Regions from separate parts of the Mus musculus genome. Here region 1 is linked to region 2. Evidence: chromatin loops called from intact Hi-C (ENCODE). Cell type or tissue: heart. All regions are shown on one strand. Each heading gives the region's core, and the rest is flanking DNA. Links, peaks and the distances in the headings are about the cores only.

Region 1 (2,500 bases), core at 1-2,500, 120 kb after region 2:
CATAACAGACACAGTAGACAGTCCTGGAGTTATATTCTGCCTACAGTCTAGACAAAGACCTCAAGATAACCCCAAGACCAACACCAACATCAATCACCTCACCTACAGAAGGTCTCTGTAAACAAGGAGAGTTGGCCTACCTCCCAGCCATTACTTCCCTCCAAAGCCACATCTTAGACCCTAAGGAAACTGAGGAAGGCTCTGTGTGACCCAAAGGAAAGAGAAGTCACTGGGCCCAGGTGACCTAAGAAACCTATTCCTGGAGCTACTTCTAGATGCTTGTGCCAGCTCTTAGAACCTGGTGGCCTTGCCTCCAGTTTGGTCTGTGTGTCCTTCTCCTGCAATGCGTGGACCCGCCCATCCCGCGTCAGCACGTACAAGGAGCCCCACTCAGCCAGCACATCCACTATATCCTCAAACCCAGCGCTGTAGGCTATGAACTTGTTGCACAGGTCATAGATGTTGAGAATCTGCTTGTCGGAGTTCTGTGAGTCCCTGCTGGTAAACTCGGACCTGCACGGGAAAGAAAAGCACCCACTATTTACATCACCCCATCTCAGTTCCCTTATGGCTCCTTCCCATGACAACTTCGGTGCTGCCCCATTCCAGTTAGAACAAATCACCTCATGGGCCCCTCCAGCCACTCATCTCCTACATGCAGAATTGTGCTGACAGCTGTGGAAAAGAACACACAATCCTGGTCTTACCCTCTAGTATCCTATCGGTAATCCTAGCCAACAGAGTAGAAAGTAAACATTCAGATGTCCACCCGTCGCCTGGTAAGTGAGACAATGTGCTGAGTGAAACGAACCCAGCAGGCGCCGGGAGAGGGCTCTGGTGATAAAGTACTTGCTCTGCAGGCACCAGGATCTCAGTCAATCCTTAGAACCCATATTTACAACAATAGCAAACACCAAACAACCCTGGTACAGGGGTTGGAGAGATGGCACAGCAGGCAAGAGCACTCAGTACTCTTTCAGAGGACCCCAGTTCAGTTCCCAGCACCCATCAGGTGACTCACAACCACCTGTATCTAAGGGATTGGATGTCTCTGCCCCCCAGAGCACCTGCACTCCTGTGCACAAAATCCATAAACATAATTAAAGATAAAAAAAAATGAAAATAAAACAATAGGTGCAGCGGTATATACTTGGCCAGTGAAATGGGTACAGGCACATCCTGGGGTCTCACTGGTTGCTGACCTGCAGGCCGGCCTAGTCTACCTGGTAAGTCCCAGGCCAGTCAGAGACTGTCCCCAAACAGGCCAAGTGGATAGTGCCTGAGGTTGTCCTCTGGCCTCCACACACGTGGCCATACACGCACCTGCACACACATGAACATTATACACACACAAAACCAACAGGGAGTGCTTTCACTATGCAAAAAGCCCACCAGTCCCTTTGTAGTGCTCTGAGAAACCTCAAACAAAAAAACCCATGCCATATACTTTATAGCACCTTGTAGTTCCTCTGACACCATTTAGAAGTGATCTGATGCCCCCTTCTGGCATGCAGGTATACATGCGGATAGACCACTCATAATACATAAAATAAGTAAATTTTAAAAATAAAATAAACAACACATTTTCCAGTAAAAATAGCTAACTAAGGCGTCTGGAGAGATAGTTCAGTGGTTAAGAGCACTGACTGCTTTTCCAGAGGTCCTCAATTCAAATTCCAGCAACCACATGGTGGCTCACAACCATCTGTAATTGGGTCCAATGCCCTCTTCTGGTATGTCTGAAGACAGTGACAATGTACTCACATATATAAAATAAATATATCTTTAAAAAAAAATTAGCAACTAAATCTAGGTGGAAGAACAATCTACATAAAATTCAAGTGACAAGCCAGGCAGTGGTGGTGCACGCCTTTAATCCCAGCATTTGGGAGGCAGAGGCAGGTGGATTTCTGAGTTTGACCGAGGACAGCCTGGTCTACAGAGTGAGTTCCAGGACAGCCAGGGCTAAACAGAGAAACCCTGTCTCGAAAAAGAAACAAACAAACAACAACAACAACAACAAAAACCCCTCAAGTGACAGACTAGCTGGATCGAGGCTTAGGATTTTAGAAAACGATAGTTCTGGGGAATAAGTCAGTCCTCTCCTTTTCCCTCTTTCCTTTTCCCTCTTTCCTTTTCCCTGGAGTCTTACTTGGGAGAAACTTTCCGGTCACGGGAGACAATGACAAGGTAGCCTCTAAACCAGTGCACGATGAGCTTATGGCCCTCAAAGGCAAAGCAGGGTCCACGTTCATCAGGCTGGTAAAGGTAGACACACTCATCCCCAGCAACAATGAACTGCAGGTCTTGAGAAGGGTCGCTCAGGGCTGAACAGCGCAGGCCACAACCATGGGTGTCCAACTCCACACGAGGGTAGTCCTTTCCAGAAACTATATAAGACTGCCAAAGGGAAGAAGTTAGCAGGCTCCCTTTGAAGAGGCAGCCTTCATACCGACCAACATTCCCACTTCCCTGCTGACTCTTACTGGTTTTCCACTTG
Region 2 (3,748 bases), core at 755-3,254:
TGTGTTTTTGATCAGGTCACATTTCTTTTAATATATAAATAACCAATGTCCTATTTGAATAAAAGTGAATGATTGTCCCTCTTATATATCTCCTCAATACTCTTGTCCAGATCAGGCTGTGGTGCACAGCTTTAATTCCAGCCCTGAAAAAACAGAGGTAGAGGCCCCAATCTAGGAGTTCCAGGTCAGTCAGAGCTACACGTAAGTCCCTTTCTCAAAAGACAAGCAAACAGAAGCCATCCTGGATAGATCTTATTCAAAGGAGGACAGGGAGCCAACAAGATGGCTTAGTCGGTAAAGGTATGTGCTGCCAGACTCAACGACCTGGGTTCAATCCCACAGATCCACATGGGAGAAGGATAGAACCAAGTCCCCATGGGCTGTCCTCTGACCACACACTAAATGTAATACAAGTTTTTAAGATTTAATTTTAACAATCTGAATGTGTGTGTGCACTTGAATGGGTCTTCTCCAAGAGCAGCGTGTACCCTTAACTACTGACCCATTTCTCCAGCTTCCCCAGCCCAAAAAAAAAAAAAAAAAAAATTAACAGAGACAGTGAGATCAGAAACGATCTTTCCTATCGTCGCTTCTAAACTGAAGTCAATAAAAAGAGAAGGGAAGGTTGGCCTTTTTCTCACAGTTTTTATTTGGTTTGTTTTCTAAAGAGGGGCTGAATTGCTGAGCACAACGCCAACCCCTTTCTGGGTTCCGTTGGGACCAGTTCATCACGTGACACATGGCACCTTTTTTTTTCTCCACTTCACCTTGACCTCAAACCACATCCTGATCCTGCACCTGAGAGTCAGTTGACTGAACTCATTTGTAAAATACACGATCTCCTAAAACATGAGGTCTAGGTTGTGTTCTGTCATCCCCAATGTGTCCTTCCAAGCACAAACGTGAGTGACAGAGATTCAGGGAAAGAAGTCCCTGAGAAGCTCCTGGGAAAGGACCGGAGATTCTAAAGGAAGAATAAATGAAAACGTGATGAAAAATGAGATTTCTCCATATCTGAGACCTGTGTACGGGGTCACCAGCCCTACGTTACAGGGGCTGTAAGCATCACAACGACAAGTAGGACTCTTTGCTCTATAAAGTGTCCAGAGCCGGGGCTGGAGACATGGCTCGGCAGTTAAAAGTGAGTCCTGCTCATGAAGAGGACTCGAATTTGGTTTCCAGCACCACACTGGTGGGCTGCTCACAACTACCCGTAACTCCGACTCCAAGGGACTCCAAAGCTCTCTTGTAGCCTCCCCCGCCCCCCGGCACTGTGCTCACAAACCCACACATAAAGAACATAATCAAAAATAAAAATTAAAACTCTCTCTTACAGTATCTAAAGTGCTACGGAGTTAAATAAAACAGGTATTGACCTTCCGCTTGCTCTGGAAGTGATTTCATAGTCCCACATCTTGTGTCTGTTTCGGCAGATTTGCTTCTAATAATATGCAACTGACCAACATTTTCAGGGACTAGAATGGACAGACATGCCTAAAAAGGATCTGTAGGTTCCATAATCCACAGGGAGGAAGGCTTGTTTAAATTCTATGTATGGTGACATTATGGTGCCCAGAGATGGCACAGGTCCAGACGGATCTCTCCCAGATGGAGGGAGGGCTTCCCGTCATGCTTTCTGCCAACAATCAAATTTTAATTATACATAAGATACTAAAAAACACCCCGTAAAGGGGATCTCCCCCAATATTGCCCAAGAAATTACCAACTGCAAACTTTAGGAGGTGCAGGCGGTCAAGCAAGTCCACTAGAGGGAGCCCTAAGCAACTTTATGCTGCAGGGAGCCTGGGGGCTGCTAAACCCCTGCCTGCAGATTAAACCTCATAAAGAAATAGTGGGAGAAGGCAAGATTGACTGGAGAGGGAAAAAGGAGTCCTGTAAACACTGCACTGACGTCTGGGGATTTCAGGAGCTACAAAACTTATACACCAAGAAATACAAGCTGAGCAAAATTAAGTAGCTGAACTCCAGACTCTTGTCTAATTTGTGTTCCTCTTTGTGGGTCAGCATCCTTTCAACTACCTGTGTCAGAACATGTTTCCCTCACACACCACAGTAGCCTTTTTGAGGCAAACCTTCAGGTTGTTGTTTAAAAAAAAACAAAAACAAAAACAAAAAACAAAAAACAAACAAAACATTTATTTATTTATTTTATGTATCTGGTGGTCTTCAGACACACCAGAAGAGGGCATCCGATACCATTACAGATGGATGTGAACCACCATGCTGTTGCTGGAAATTGAACTCGGGACCTCTGGGAGAGCAGCCAAGTGCTCTCAACCACTGAGCCATCTCTCCAGCCCCCAAACCTTCTGTTTTAAAGTAAATAATGTCACTGTGTTCACACGAAACCTCCAGATATAAAGTAGCTGTGATGGCCGCTATCCCTGCTTTCCCTATGTCTTGCAAAACACTGCTCTCCCAGACTGCAAGTTTGTAGATTCCTAGCCTGGAGAGTCTCCAGACCACAGGTAGTGCCTGTGTAGACATGAATAATAGCTATTCGGCTCCTAAGCCTCTTCTTTAGGGCTAGGATATGGAGGTAAAAAGAGAAGCTTTCCTTTGTATGAGCTGATTTAGCTCACCCACCTGCCTGAGTTTTCCAGTTGCCTGGACAACGTGCAGTATCCAGAAACCCAACATCCCAGTTCTTGGTCCCACCTCTTGAGGAAGTTTTACACCTTGGATTGGCTCCCAGGACCCAGGCTCCTCCCTAGACTCAATCTACTTGGGTCTCTCTTTACTGTCCCCATGACATGTCATTTCCCAGGGAGACACCACACAAGCAACAGAAAGTCTTGCAGGTAGGTAGGAAGGAGGAGAGTACACAAGTTGGGGAGAGAGAAGGGATGTCCAGAAGTTTCTCTAAGAAGCTGACTGCTGCACATAGGATTGTTCTCCCTCAGTGATCCCAGCCCTCCCTAAGGGTCCCAGAGACCAAGAAATGAAGCTTCTATAGAAGTGTAAGATGCACTGGGAGACTGGCACTCTGATGCTCCAGAAACCCCCAACCAACTCAGTGTAAGAGTCAGGAAAGCCTGTCTGTATGCTGACCTACATAGGTCTTCCCTTCGTCAGGACAGCGGGATGCCACCTAAAACCAAAGGAAGGGGGAGAAAAGCTGAGGCACGGAAGAAGAAAAAGAATTCAAGTCCTGGTGAGTCACCATGGGTGAAGGCCAGTGCCCCTGCATGTCCATGTCCACACCAAGGTCCTTAGAGGGAATCCAGCTCCCTGGGCAACAAGACAGAGGGCGTTTGTTTTGGTTTTGTCTTTTGTTCTTTTGACACAGGGTCACTAAGAAACCCAGGCAAGCCTCAAACGTATCCTCCTAGTCCTCCTAGTGCTGGGACAGCCTGGTGCTCACAATGCCTGGCATTAGTTAGGCATTGACACCACAGTTGGCTAAAGTGAGGCTCTCTTGCCCTCCTCTTCAGAGCCCTGAGTTCAGATTCGGCCAGGCTGGGGACCGGAGACTGCCTCTCTCCCCCTGGAGCCCCCTCTAGTCCTTTGCCTCTGTCATCTGTTTCACCCTTCTTTTGAGCACACACCAAGTACAAGGCAGTGAAGGCTTGGCTATGAATTTGTCAGATTTTGGCATTGGGTATCAGTGATCTTCCCCCATCCTGCAAAAAGTGCGGGAGGAAGACAGGGCAGGGGCGAGATCAGCGTAGCCTAAGACTCCGTGGTTTGCCACGACAGGTGTGGAGGCTGAGGCCAAGCACAGGCT

Evidence for each region. Peaks named below come from ENCODE experiments on the same cell type or tissue, not always from the same donor. Only the 100,000 strongest peaks of a DNase experiment are listed, where the experiment ranks them.
Region 1: it touches region 2 in a loop (8-fold over the local background); 7 of 42 quality-filtered maps call a loop at or near these places.

What each region holds. Positions count from the first base shown.
Region 1 is chr9:44,355,917-44,358,416 of GRCm38, forward strand. It overlaps Vps11 (VPS11, CORVET/HOPS core subunit), which reads right to left. Exons shown (of 16, transcript NM_027889.2): 5 at 2,153-2,400; 6 at 312-513. Among named protein-coding and RNA genes, the nearest start is that of Vps11, 4.5 kb to the right of the region's middle. In heart, for the core only: CTCF peaks have their summits at 1,507 (motif pointing left) and 1,706 (motif pointing left); no DNase peak of the experiment used is centred there.
Region 2 is chr9:44,237,902-44,241,649 of GRCm38, forward strand. Ccdc153 (coiled-coil domain containing 153) reads left to right here and starts at 2,776. Exons shown (of 7, transcript NM_001081369.2): 1 at 2,776-2,822; 2 at 3,097-3,175; 3 at 3,721-3,748. The coding sequence starts at 3,106. In heart, for the core only: a CTCF peak has its summit at 1,767 (motif pointing right); no DNase peak of the experiment used is centred there.